Linked DNA regions of Homo sapiens: region 2 is linked to region 1. Evidence: chromatin contacts called from ENCODE Hi-C data. All regions are on one chromosome and are shown on one strand. The core of a region is the stretch at or near the end of the contact, and the rest is flanking DNA. Distances in the headings are between cores, read along the strand shown. Region 1 holds the start of ARF5 (ARF GTPase 5). Region 2 holds the start of WDR91 (WD repeat domain 91).

Evidence for each region. A loop is a pair of places that touch in the nucleus more often than their neighbours do. Pooled maps may share reads with other maps.
Region 2: a map of B cell shows a loop between it and region 1 (34-fold over the local background). The contact joins the promoter of WDR91 here to the promoter of ARF5 in region 1. A Hi-C loop is called at or near these places in 2 of 168 maps with a recorded cell type or tissue (B cell and CD8-positive, alpha-beta T cell) and 6 of 50 pooled maps.

What each region holds. Positions count from the first base shown.
Region 1 is chr7:127,584,985-127,591,465 of GRCh38, forward strand. It overlaps ARF5 (ARF GTPase 5), which reads left to right and starts at 3,427. Exons shown (of 6, transcript NM_001662.4): 1 at 3,427-3,581; 2 at 4,099-4,179; 3 at 4,501-4,610; 4 at 5,082-5,153; 5 at 5,979-6,104; 6 at 6,229-6,481. The coding sequence starts at 3,515. The coding sequence ends at 6,315. It overlaps LOC105375490 (a long non-coding RNA gene), which reads right to left and starts at 4,862. Exons shown (of 5, transcript XR_007060511.1): 1 at 4,772-4,862. It overlaps GCC1 (GRIP and coiled-coil domain containing 1), which reads right to left and starts at 612. Exons shown (of 2, transcript NM_024523.6): 1 at 1-612. The coding sequence starts at 198. It overlaps LOC105375489 (a long non-coding RNA gene), which reads right to left. Exons shown (of 3, transcript XR_007060513.1): 3 at 4,885-4,967. RefSeq lists enhancers at 1-960, 2,248-2,874, 2,875-3,500, 3,501-4,127, 4,128-4,753 and 1 more and a silencer at 3,264-3,753.
Region 2 is chr7:135,209,414-135,215,791 of GRCh38, forward strand. WDR91 (WD repeat domain 91) reads right to left here and starts at 2,113. Exons shown (of 15, transcript NM_014149.4): 1 at 1,967-2,113; 2 at 163-342. The coding sequence starts at 2,089. RefSeq lists an enhancer at 1-645 and a silencer at 1,816-2,355.

The sequences.
Region 1 (6,481 bases), core at 2,177-4,676:
ATCTGCCTCGTGGGATACCGACAGCACCTTGATGCTGGCCTCTAATGCCTCTTTCTCCTTCAGCAGGCTTTTATAGGCACGGACCACATCCTTGAGCCGTGCCTGGTACTGGAGAAGCTGCTTCTTCTGGGTCTCTATAGTCTCCAGCAAGTCCTTCTTGCTCGGGCCGCCCCCGAAATTCATCCCAAACTTCTCCATGGAGGGTCTGAACGGATTGCCCCACGTCAGCTTTCCAGCAGAACGGGAGAGGGCCGTGAAGACGCAGGCGGGGGCTTAAAGAAACAGCGAGCGGGCTGTCCGGCGGCGGGCCGCACACCTACTCCACCTAGTTATCCCGGACCTAATGCGGAACGGCCGGACGGACTGGCGAAAGCGGCCGCCCGGTCCCAGGCCCGGAGGGCTGGGGCGGATTCTACCCCGGAGGCGGGGCGACACTGGCACCAGAGGTGCGCACTGCCAGGGCTCGTTAGCGCTGGCCCAGAAGCCGCTCCGCACTCTCCGCTCGTCTGGGCCACAGCAGCCCGGGCCGGCCCCCTCGGCCCACGTCGGCCAGAGGGTTACGCTGAGCTCGGTCCCATCACGACATCCTAACTAAAGCTGCCTGCCGACAACGGCGCTTCCGTGTCCGCTGGAAGTGACGTCAGCGAGGCGCCGCAGGCTCCGCCCCCAGTGGGCCCAAGGTAGGCGGGGCCAAGTCGGCCGGTGGGTGGGCGCGGCCTGTTGAGAACGCAGTGGGGCCGCGAGCGGCAAAAAACAGGCTTGGGAAAGGCGAAGCCAGCAAAGTCGAAGACACCAGAGTGGCACCGGTTTTGTGAGAGCGCCCAAGCTTGACCTCGGGCTACGCTCAGCGAGCGACAGAGCAACGTCGCACTGCATTCTTACCAAACACCCAGGTGAACGACGCATCCAACGATTTGGGAGCTCAGGACCCATGGTCCCTAAAAGGCAACAATTAAGACTCCCATTTAGACCACGAAAACTGCAGTCCTCTATAGCACAGTGCTTGGTACCTAGTAGGCATACAGCCTAATAGTACCCTTCCTTAGTTCTGCTGAGTTGATTCCACAAATATTTACGGAGGGCACTCTATAGCCATGTCTATCCTGAGTGCCAGCTATATACCAGGAGCTCACAAGAGTTTTGCTATTTAGTCTTTACAGTAATTCTTGTAAGCACTATACTCATTAGCACTATTTTACAGATATGAAAACATGAGGCAGAAAGGTTATACGTAACATGCCCAAGGTCACACAGCTAGTAAGTTTAGGAGTTCTAATCAGTCTGATTCTCAACGTATCACGTGCTGTGCCAGATGGTAACACCATTAAGAGACACGACCTTGCCCTCAGGGAGCTCGCAATCTAGTGAGGAACCAGACATACAAATATGTCCTGCTATCACACCAGTATGTCTGGGTATATTCAAAGTGGTATGAAAGTTAAGAGGAAAGAGGCCTGTCTAGGTGAGGCATGGAAGGCTCTTGGGAATAATACTTTGGGATTTGAAGGATGAGTCGTGATTGTCCACCTAACCAGAGATCAGGGAAACTAGCATTCCAGGCAGGTGGAAAAAAATGCAAAGACCTGTAGGGTATCGGAGTTTGACTCACCCAGAAAGCATTCAGTAGCTTAGGGTATGTGAAGGAGGTGACAACAGAGGGGCTGGCACAATAGGTAGGGACCCAACTTATGGCATTTAAATTTTATCTTGGGTTATAGTAAGGCCCTAATGGATTTTAATCTGAAAAGTGGGATGTCATCAAGACTTGTATGACATGTTGGAGGGAACAAGGGGCAGGAAACCTGTGAGGAGACTTTCAGTCATGGGGAACAGAAGGTAGTGACAACAGAGATGGAAGCAAAGAGGCTGATAAAAGAGCTAAATGTAGAATTGACCTAACTTGGTGAACACTAGTTCTGTTATTATATTGGAACTCTCTAAAATGTACTCTTCAGCCTCGTAAAAGCCTTCTTAGGGATGCAAGTCTATGACTGAAGAGAAAAGGAAAGTCATTCACTCACTCATACCTGTTTCCCAAAGTCTGTCCTTGTTACAGACTTTGCAGATCAGGATGGGGCAGGCCCTGGAGGTCTGTTCAGACCCCGTTTCTCAGTGGCCCAAATAACATCAAGCTGTATTATACATAACATTCAGTCACATTATCAAATCATTTTAAGATTCACCATAACCCCTTAAGTTAGAACAAGTCTCATTTTATAGATGATGAAATAACGGAAGAGTTATGAGGAGTGCTGAAGCCAAATCCTCAAGAAATGGCAGAATTAAGATTTGAACTAAAGCCTGAAATCACGTGCTGGCAAGTGGTGGGTGCTCAGTAAATATCTGCTGAAAAAGCAAATGAATGAGTGAAGGTTTTTTTATTCCCAGCTCAGTTTACCTCGAGTCCATAAACAATTGATCCTAGAAGCCCACTGGGAATCCAGAGTAGACATAACACCTACCCTCGCTCCATTGAGAATCTATCAGTCCAGTTCAACTGAACAAGCATTTGTTAGGCCTAATAATGCCTGGCAATGAGCCAGTCTCCACCGCAGAAGAATTTCATTCCTATTTTGCTATTCTCCTCTCAGATGTTAAAATGAGGCAGGGAAATGACATGTGAAGCTCTTTGGGTCTACGGAGTCAAGATCTTCACAAAATCCTGAATGGATGTGCAAGAATAAGCCAGGTCCACAAGTCTGTGGCAAAGTGAGGAACTTCGGCAAAGCGGCCAGCGCCTGGACTGAGAGGCGGGGCCCGCAGGGCGATCCAAACGAAGGTGGACTTCTCCAACAGCCCAGGAGTGGGTCTGTGACCCCGCCGCCCAAGGCCGGGAATCTTACACTGGTTCTGCGGATTGGGAATTAGGAAGTAGGCGTTTTGAGGAACCATGGAAGCTAGCTAGCACTCGGGCACCTTCCCCTACCTCCCGCGCACTCTTCACACGACCACCTACTACGCGCAAGTCCCTCGGTGGAAGATGAGGCAGTAAAGGGAGGACCAAGACCCCTAATCGCAGCTTCCACTCCCCAAAGGAGAGTGGTGCACACGTTCAGTGCTACTGGTTCCCAAGGGCTAAAACCGGAGCCCCTAGGGGCCTGGACGCAACAAACCAAAGCCCAGCGGCCGGCCACTGAAAATGGGGGCAGGGGCCGCTGCGGAGCGATGAATCCTTTCCTCAGCCGCGCTCGGGCTGCCGGTTCGGCGGCCACAGGCCTGGCAGGCGCGTTAGAGACCTAGACCCGTTCCCAAGTAAGGGCCGCACGGGACCCAGGCCAGCAGCGGCAACTCGCGGAGCTTCAGCTCCCCTAGGAGCCAGAGCCGGGGGAGGCGGGGCCGAGAGCCGGGGGCGGGGCCCGGACGGGGGCGGGCCCGCGGTGACGTCGGGAGGGCAGCGACGCGCGGAGGCGGCGGCGGAGCCTCCTCCTGCTGCTGCTGCGCCCCATCCCCCCGCGGCCGGCCAGTTCCAGCCCGCACCCCGCGTCGGTGCCCGCGCCCCTCCCCGGGCCCCGCCATGGGCCTCACCGTGTCCGCGCTCTTTTCGCGGATCTTCGGGAAGAAGCAGATGCGGATTCTCATGGGTGAGGCAGATCGAGCGCGCGGCCCGGACCGGGGCGCCGGCCCCGGCGCAGCCCTTCCGCCCCCGCGTCCCTCCAGCCCCGCTCACCTGGGTCTCTGGCCCCGAGTCACCCACCTCATAACGCCCCGGGGCCTCTGCTCTCGGGCGGGTCCCGGTCTGCATCGCCGACCCCGGGGCCTGACACCCGGAGCTGCGGGCCTGGGTGGGGTGAAGCTCCCTCCGCCCCAGCCCGGCTGGTAAGAAGGGAGGATTCCGCCCTTGGAGACGACTTTTAAAACGAGCGCGGCCTACCTCCCGTGCCCCTTGCCTCCCAGTCCTCTCCCGCTCCGCGCCCTCTTTGGAGTTGGCTCACGCCACCCGACTGCCCTCCAGGCCTCAAAGGTAGATAACGACGCGCACCTGGAGGCGCTCCCGCTCTCCGCCCCAGTCACCATCAGCTGTTGTGGCCTCTCCCTTTCCCTGGTCTCTAGGGGGCTCCCTCGCTCCCATCTCCATCCCTGTGCCCCTTTCCGTTGCAGTTGGCTTGGATGCGGCTGGCAAGACCACAATCCTGTACAAACTGAAGTTGGGGGAGATTGTCACCACCATCCCAACCATAGGTGAGCCCGGGGACGAAGCAGGGAGCGGGAGCGCCGCGGCGGGCCCTCGCGGGGTCTGCTCCCAGTTCTGCCACTTTTCTGGAGCTGACCCTGACACCAGATACAGCTATTTGAGAAGTGGGTCAGGGTATCTCTACGTGGATACCGGAGGCAGGGTGGATGTGACCTAGCCCCGCCCTGTTGACCGCCAGTTCTGGGGTTCTGTTCCCCTGGGCCTTGATCATTGCCTTCTGGTTTTGTGTCCCTGCTGAAATCTAAGTAGTTTTAGTGAGTTCCTTTCTTTCAGGAGTTTTCTCATCTTTTTTTTCCAATTATCTGCAGGCTTCAATGTAGAAACAGTGGAATATAAGAACATCTGTTTCACAGTCTGGGACGTGGGAGGCCAGGACAAGATTCGGCCTCTGTGGCGGCACTACTTCCAGAACACTCAGGTGGAGTGTTGGGAGGGGACTTTCTAACCCCACGGGAAAAGGTGTTAGGGCTGGGAGAACAGAATTGTTGGCCTAGGCTGGGCCCCCAGGCCAAGGAAAAAACCCTTCCCCACTTCTACCCCTTCTGTTTGGCTATCCCCTACTCACTCTTCAGAACTCACCTTAGTCTTCCCCAGCTTGGACTTCTCTTTAGAAGCAGGATTCTGGGACCAGGCTGCCTGATTTAGCCCTCATAACATGTCTTTATTTCCTTGCACATCTTTGGATAAACTACTTCCTCTTTGCAGTGGGGTCTCTAGTTTGTGCCATGACTCCTGTAGAGCTTCTATAGAGTTCTGTAAACTTCTGTAGAGTTTACTAGATGAGAAGGATTGACACAATTACAAATGGGAAGAAAACAGAAAGGGCCACACTACGGTATGTCCCAGGCAGAAGTGATTGCTTCTCCTTTCTTCCTTCCTTCCTGCCCAGGGCCTCATCTTTGTGGTGGACAGTAATGACCGGGAGCGGGTCCAAGAATCTGCTGATGAACTCCAGAAGATGGTGAGTACCCAGAGCCCTGGGAACTGAGCCCTCAGCTTGGGGACAGAGTGATCTCTGTAGTGGTATAGAAGTCAGGGAGCCCCCAACAGGCATTGAAGACCAGGAATATAAGTTTTTCTTTGTGGACAGACACATTGTGTATCTCACCCTGTTTTGGATGGGAGTGACTTTTTCACTTTTTCTGTGCATTGTCTTGTCTTTTTTTTTTTTTGAAATGGGAGTTTTGCTGTTGTTGCCCAGGCTGGAGTGCAATGGTGCAATCTCGGCTCACTGCAACCTCCGTCTCCCGGGTTCAAGCAATTCTCCTGCCTCAGCCTCCCAAGTAGCTGGGATTACAGGCGCCCGCTGCCATGCCCAGTTAATTTTTGTATTTTTAGTAGAGACGGGGTTTCACCATGTTGGCCAGGCTGGTCTTGAACCCCCAACCTCAGGTGATCCACCCGTCTTGGTCTCCCAAAGTGCTGGGATTACAGGAGTGAGCCACTGCGCCCGGCCGCATTCTCATGTCTTTACATCTGAGTCTGAGAAGTTGTGGGAGAGATGGGACTTATATGTGGCAAAGAGAAACATTTTACATTCCTGCCTTTTCCATTTGGAAATGTTGTCATTTTGCCTAGGCAAGTACTCAAATTAGGAAAAGGTCTTTCTTTTCTGGACTTATGGGCTCAGGTCACCTCAAGCTCATTTACAACTATGTCTTGTCTTCAACGGCAGACTGCACAATACTTTTTTTTTCCAATCAAGATGCTAGGAGGTAGAAAGGGAATTCCCCAACACAGTAGAGGAGACGCAGCCTGGGTCCCACCTTCTCTTCTCCTCTCTCAGCTGCAGGAGGACGAGCTGCGGGATGCAGTGCTGCTGGTATTTGCCAACAAGCAGGACATGCCCAACGCCATGCCCGTGAGCGAGCTGACTGACAAGCTGGGGCTACAGCACTTACGCAGCCGCACGGTAGGGGTCCTGCCCACCTGGTGCTGAATCCTGCCTCTTGAGGGAAGCTGCAGGCTGGGACAGAGATATAAAGGCATTCCTTTTGTTCCTGGTTGCTGACCTCTTTCTTTCCTTTTCCCCACAGTGGTATGTCCAGGCCACCTGTGCCACCCAAGGCACAGGTCTGTACGATGGTCTGGACTGGCTGTCCCACGAGCTGTCAAAGCGCTAACCAGCCAGGGGCAGGCCCCTGATGCCCGGAAGCTCCTGCGTGCATCCCCGGGATGACCAGACTCCCGGACTCCTCAGGCAGTGCCCTTTCCTCCCACTTTTCCTCCCCCATAGCCACAGGCCTCTGCTCCTGCTCCTGCCTGCATGTTCTCTCTGTTGTTGGAGCC
Region 2 (6,378 bases), core at 863-3,362, 7.6 Mb after region 1:
GAAAAAAAAGAAGAAAAACAGTCAAAAATAATTGCACTGTAACTGCTGCACTCTTTCCCATAGTCACATACAGATTCCTCCCTAGGAACTGGAAGAAAATCTATTTTGGGATCAAAGAGCTCCTTCCACCAAGGGAAGCAGAACCCCTGAATCAACAGGCACCTGGATTGTGTAGACAAGATAAAATCGAAACAGGCTGGTTTTCAGCTTGTGGATTGTGGGTCTGTATATATCCTCCAAGCGGCTGAAGAGCCGACGCTCCAAGTAGCTCCAATAATCCCGAAGGGCAGCCAAGTCATACACCTGCATTAACTGCTGCAGCTGGTCCACAATCTTATCCACCTGGCGAGAAACATGGATGGAGAAGGTGGTAAGGGACAGAAGGGAATTCTCCCCTCCATGGAATAAAGCTTTTTCCTCTTGTCATGGCTTCTGGGTGTAAAAAAAAATTTGTAAGTTAGCAATCTATAAAATTTTCAAAACATACTAATGCAACGGTTTTTCAGTAATTTTCTGATGTTAGAGAAGTGGTTTGACCCTCTAGCAAGCACGGAAATTTCAGGTGTAAAAGGGCTCTGGCCCAGAACCTAAGAGATCTGGCTCCAGATCTTGGATCTGCCTCTGACTTACTTGATCAATTTGGCAGTGTCATCAGGCCAGGCACCGTGGCTCACGCCTGTAATCCCAGCATTTTGGGAGGCTGAGGTGGATGGATCACCTGAGGTCAGGAGTTCGAGACCAGCCTTGCCAACATGGTGAAACCCCGACTCTACTAAAAATACAAAAATTAGCTGGACGTGGTGGCACGCGCCTGTAATCCCAGCTACTCGGGAGGCTGAGGCAGGAGAATCGCTTGAACCCAGAAGGCAGAGGTTGCAGTGAGCTGAGATCGTGCCACTGCACTCCAGCCTAAGCGACAGAGTGAGACTTTCTGTCAAAAAAGAAAAAAAAATGGCAGTGTTGCTTAACTGTAGTTTCAGTTACCTCACATTTTTAAAAAAGGGGGTGGGGTGAAGAAGAGCTATGAGACAATCTCCACAATTCCCAGATCCCAAGGATCATGAGGAGGTGCATGGACTGACTCCTTCAAGTCATCAAAGTTCCACGAAGCCGTGGTAGCTGCTCAGAGTGTCAGCCAAGGAAGTCACCTTCTTGTGAGGAGCAATTACAGCAGAGTACAGAATCTGGAAAAGGGTTTGGATATCAATACCAATCCAATGCCCCTAGTTTATAGATCAGGCCACTGAAGCCCAGAGGGGTGAAATGATTTGCTTTTGCCACTAAGTAGCCACTAACTTTGGCCAGGCAGGAAACCAGATCTCCTAACTCCCCTCCAGTGCTCTTGCTGTTAGCTCACTGCCTCTCATTGAAGTCAGTACACACAAACATACAAATCACACACATATACATTCCAAGAACCTCGCAATGGAAAATCATTTTAGAGCAGGGGAAGTTTGGGTTTCTCTAATGTGCCATGAGGTCTTCCACAACTGCAGAAGCAAAATTGCCGATGAGTCCCTGACGAGGCCATTTTAAACAAACACCGCAGATACTTGAACGCAGCTAACGTTTTGGACTGCAGACTTCTTTGCTTCCACTGCCACTGGAAGCCAACACGAATATCTGTTGCCAAAACGCAACCATCTACCTAACCTCGGCTCCTAAAACCTCATCGCCATCCTGGCCAAGGAGGCTGGAGTGGAGACAGAACCCTAGACCAGGAGCCGGGGCATCGGGGCTCCAGCCTCGGCGATGCTCCTGACTCGGGGGGCGGCTTCAGGCAGGTCCTGTCCGTCTGAGGGTCTCAGTTCCTCATCCGTCAAGCTGGGGTCGGACGCGCTGAGGTCTCCGGCGCCCCGGCGCGAGTGACAGCGCCGCTCTCGCCCCGGAGGCAGTGCTGGGGGGAAGCCCGCTCCCCGGCTCCCTCGGGCCGCCTCTGCCCGCGCCGCTCCCGCCGGCCTCTCACCCGGAACCCCTTCTCCTTGTCCGCCTTGATCTCGGCGTCCAGCTGCCGCAGTGTGTGCGTGAACCCGCGGAAGAGCAGGTACTCCCGGACCAGCTCGTCAGTGCGCTCCACGGCCTCCGCCATCGCAGCGCTAGCGTCTTTAGGGGTGGTGCGGTGAGGGACGGAGGGGCGGGGCCTGGGAGAAATGGGGCGGGGCCGGACGCGGGCGCCGAGCACGTCACGCCGCGACAGGCCTACCAGCCCGCACGCACTGGGCGACCAGCCTGAGGCCCCGCCCCTCGGCCGGCTCCCCGCCCGAGGCCCCGCCCCTGAGCCAGCCCCAGCCCGCCTGGCCGCTCGAGTCACCCTTACCCCTCCCGAGGAGTGGCGAGGGGAGGTCCTGGCGGCGCCGGCGGCGGCTTTGTCTGAATTACTGAAAGTGGCGGCTGCCACCCACGTCAAACAAGACTGGATCTTAAGAACATCCCAGGTAGTCCCGAGGCGGGCAGGGGGTGCGGCGCCCTGTTGGTTGGCGTTACATCGCAGAGCTCCCGGTCCCCTGCCCTCCTCCTACACGGAGGAAGCTGGAGCCCTAAGAGCAGAGTGACCTGCGTGAAGCCACAACACGCGTGTCCTCAGAGAGCGCTAACTCCCCCAAATCTCTGCTTTCATTAGTAAGACGAATTGGCTACACAGCAAGATAACCAAGATGCACTGCTAGGATAGGCAAATTTCATAGCAGTGTATGTACGCTATAGTCCTGGTTTCTTGTGAAAAAAAAATTAGGTATGTATGTGTGTACATTTTTTAAATTCAGGAAGATTATACACCAAGTTCCTATGCAGTCGGGTCTCTGCATCCTCGGGTTCCGCATTCACGGATTCAACCAACGAGGATTGAAAATATTTTTTCCAAAGTTTTAAAAATAAAAAATAGCCGGGCGCAGTGGCTCACACTTGTAATCCTAACATTTTGGGAGGCCAGGGTAGGCGGATCTCTTGGCCCCAGGAGTTGGAGACCAGCCTGGACAACATGACGAAACCACATCTCCACAAAAAAAAAAAAAAAAAAAAAATGCGGAGCGCAGTGGCTCACGCCTGCAATCCCAGCACTTTGGGAGGCCGAGGTGGGCGGATCACCTGAGGTCGGGAGTTTGAGACCAGCCTGACCAACATGGAGAAACCCCGTCTCTACTAAAAATACAAGATTAGCCGGGCGTTGTGGCGCATGCCTGTAATCCCAGCTACTCGGGAGGCTGAAGCAGGAGAATCGCTTGAACCCAGAAGGTGGAGGTTGCAGTGAGCCGAAATCGCGCCATTGCATACCAGCCTGGGCAACAAGAGCGAAACTCTGTCTCAAAAAAAAAAAAAAAAAAAAATTAGCCGGGCGTGGTGGTGCTGCCTGTGGTCCCAGCTACTTGGGAGGCTGAGGCAGGAGGATCACTTGAGCCCAGGAGGTCGAGGCTGCAGTGAGCTGTGATTGTACCACTGCACTCCAGCCTGGGTGACAGAGCAGGACACCGTCTCAGTTTAAAAAAGAATACAATTTTTAAAAACACAAATTAAATATAGCATAACAACAATTTACATAACATGTACAATGTATTCAGTATTATAAGCAATGTAGAGATTATTTAAAGTATACAGGAGGAAGTGTATAGGTTAGATGCAAATACTAGGCCTTTTTACATCAGGGCATCCATGGATTTTGGTCTTCTAGGGAGGGTCCTAAAACCAACCCCCTGCAGATACCAAGTGACAATTGGAGTGGTTTTATCTGAGAGGTGAGACTATGAAGGACTTCTTGTTTTTTACTTTCTTTTTATTGTTGAAGTTTTTACAAGGTGCACGTATTTTTGTAAGTAGGAAAATAGCCAATATCTTTGAGACTTGCTTCTGCAGAATGGTGACAATAGGCCGGGCGCGGTGGCTCACGCCTGTAATCCCAGCACTTTGGGAGGCGGAGGCAGGCGGATCACAAGGTCAGGAGATCGAGACCATCCTGGCTAACACGGTGAAATCCCGTCTCTACTAAAAATACAAAAAATTAGCCGGGCGTGGTGGCGGGCGCCTGTAGTCCCAGCTACTCGGGGGGGCTGAGGCAGGAGAATGGCGTAAGCCCGGGAGGCGGAGCTTGCAGTGAGCCGAGATCGCGCCACTTCACTCCAGCCTGGTCGACAGAGCGAGACTCCGTCTCAAAAAAAAAAAAATGGTGACAATAACACCCACCTTGCACAGTAGTAATGAAGATTTAATAAGACAGTGTATGTAAAACGCTTAGCACAGTGAATGGCCTATTGGTAAAATGCATGGAGTGTTCCCTTCTCCTTCCCTCGAATGGTATGACTTTTCGTGTTTGTCAAAATACAACTCAGAATCATTGCTGCCCCTCTGCTCAGACCCTCCACTCCTACTCTATGGAAATTCAGCTCCAAAAGGGCTCTGATCTACACTAGAGAAAGCCAAAAAGATAGCACAGGGCAAGCCACAGCAGGACGAGACAGACCTTGTTCTGCCCTCTTTGTTTGCCCTACCTGTCTCCACAAGTGTACCCTCCAGGCAGCTAAACTTGCCTCAAGGGCAGGAAAGGAGAGTCACCACTGTGACTACTGGGAGACCAACTCCTACTTTGAGATCTCAGATCATCAAAGTGAACTTGGAAAATTTGGACAAGTTGCAACCACCAAAGCTTCCACCTACAGGAAAGTTGTGAAGTAGATTTCCCTAAGGGCACCTGAAGTCTGCAACCATAGTTCTCACCTCCCCCACCTCCATCTGCCCTGACACTTCCCAGACCAGAGCCTGTAAAACCAGCTAAGATTAGTTTTCTGATCAATGAAAGGCAGCTCCTCAGAGCTTAAGTACAAGCCGTTTGTTCTACAGGAATGTCTTCTCCAAGATACCCACAGGGATAGCTGCCTTTCCTCCTTCACGCATTTGCTCAAATGTCACTGTCTTAGTCCTTTGGGGCTGCAATTTTTTTTTTTTTTAGAAATGCCATAAACTGGGTGGCTTATAAGCAACAGAAACTTATTTCTCATAGTTCTGGAGGGTGGAAAGTCCAAAATCAAGACACTAGCAGATTCATTGTCTGCTGGATGCCCACTGTCTGGTTCATAGATAGTGCCAAGTTACATGCTCAGTAGAGAGCATCCATCGCCATAGCCTTTGGTAGATAAATCTTTTCTTACTGTAGTCAGTTCCTTAAAAAGTCATGAGCACCTCTGAAAACTGGAAATGGCCCACAATGATCCATCCAGTAATTCACAGGTTTCCTATTGGTAGCCCTCATGCTTGTTGTAGGAGGCAGCCTATGTATATGTTAATCTTTCGTTCACTGAAAATCAGTGACACACAATAGATACCCTTTTTCACTTCTCAAATTAGTAATTTTTAAAATGTATTGCCCACTGTTGGTGAACATAAAATGAAAGGGGCATTGTCATTAAGCTTCAGAAGGAGCTACTTTTCTAGGAGTCAATTTATAGATTATCAAAGCTTCCAAAATGTTTCTACTCTTTAGCCCAGTGATCCCACTTAATTTCTTTAATTTCCCTTAAAAAAATAATTTTAAAAATAAGCTGAAAGAAAAAAAAAAAGGCTGGGCACAGTGACTCACACCTGTAATCCTAGCACTTTGGGAGGCCCAAGTGGCAGAATCGATTGAGGCCAGAAGTTATGACCAGCCTGAGCAACATAGGGAGACCCCGTCTCTATTTTTTTAAAAAAGAAAGTAAATTAATTTAAACATTAAAAATAAGATTTATGCAGAATGGGGTTTTTTTTAATAAAAGTGCAACTTATCTTTAATAATGGAAGTTATTTACAATAGTGAAAGGTATAAGTATTTAGAGGCTACAGTGAGTTACCCTCCAAGATCTTGGGAATGAAGAAATTGTACTTCCCACTGAGAGTTAAACGGCAAAATCAACCTAAGATGGTTTAGAGTCCAAGGATGCAAAATCAGTGGAAAGAGAGAGAAAAGATATTAGGCTCACTGGCCTTGGTTGAGGACATTCACTTCCAAAATAAATATTATGTCAGTCGGAAGAGGTTTTAAACACAGGCACCCAGAAACCAGAGAGTGCCATGGGCAGGGCCCATGCTCATTTGCAACACAGCCGGCACTTGTCCTATGTTCTGACCTATGGCAAGGCCATCCCCAAAATGAGAAGGTGGCACTAGACCATCCCAAAATTGGGCCCCGATAGGCATCCCACTCCGCTTTTCCTGGTACAAAGCTCACAAAAAGACCATTTGTGTCCTCAGCATTTGACTACATGGAAACATAGCATTCCAGTGTCTTCCTCCTGGTAAACTAAAAGGCAGTTTTTGATTACAATAGTCTTCCAACATAGGTGGAAAGGATATCATTTATGCCAGTGTTACCACGAATAGTCCCTGTGTGACAGTTATATGTCTCATTCAGATTTA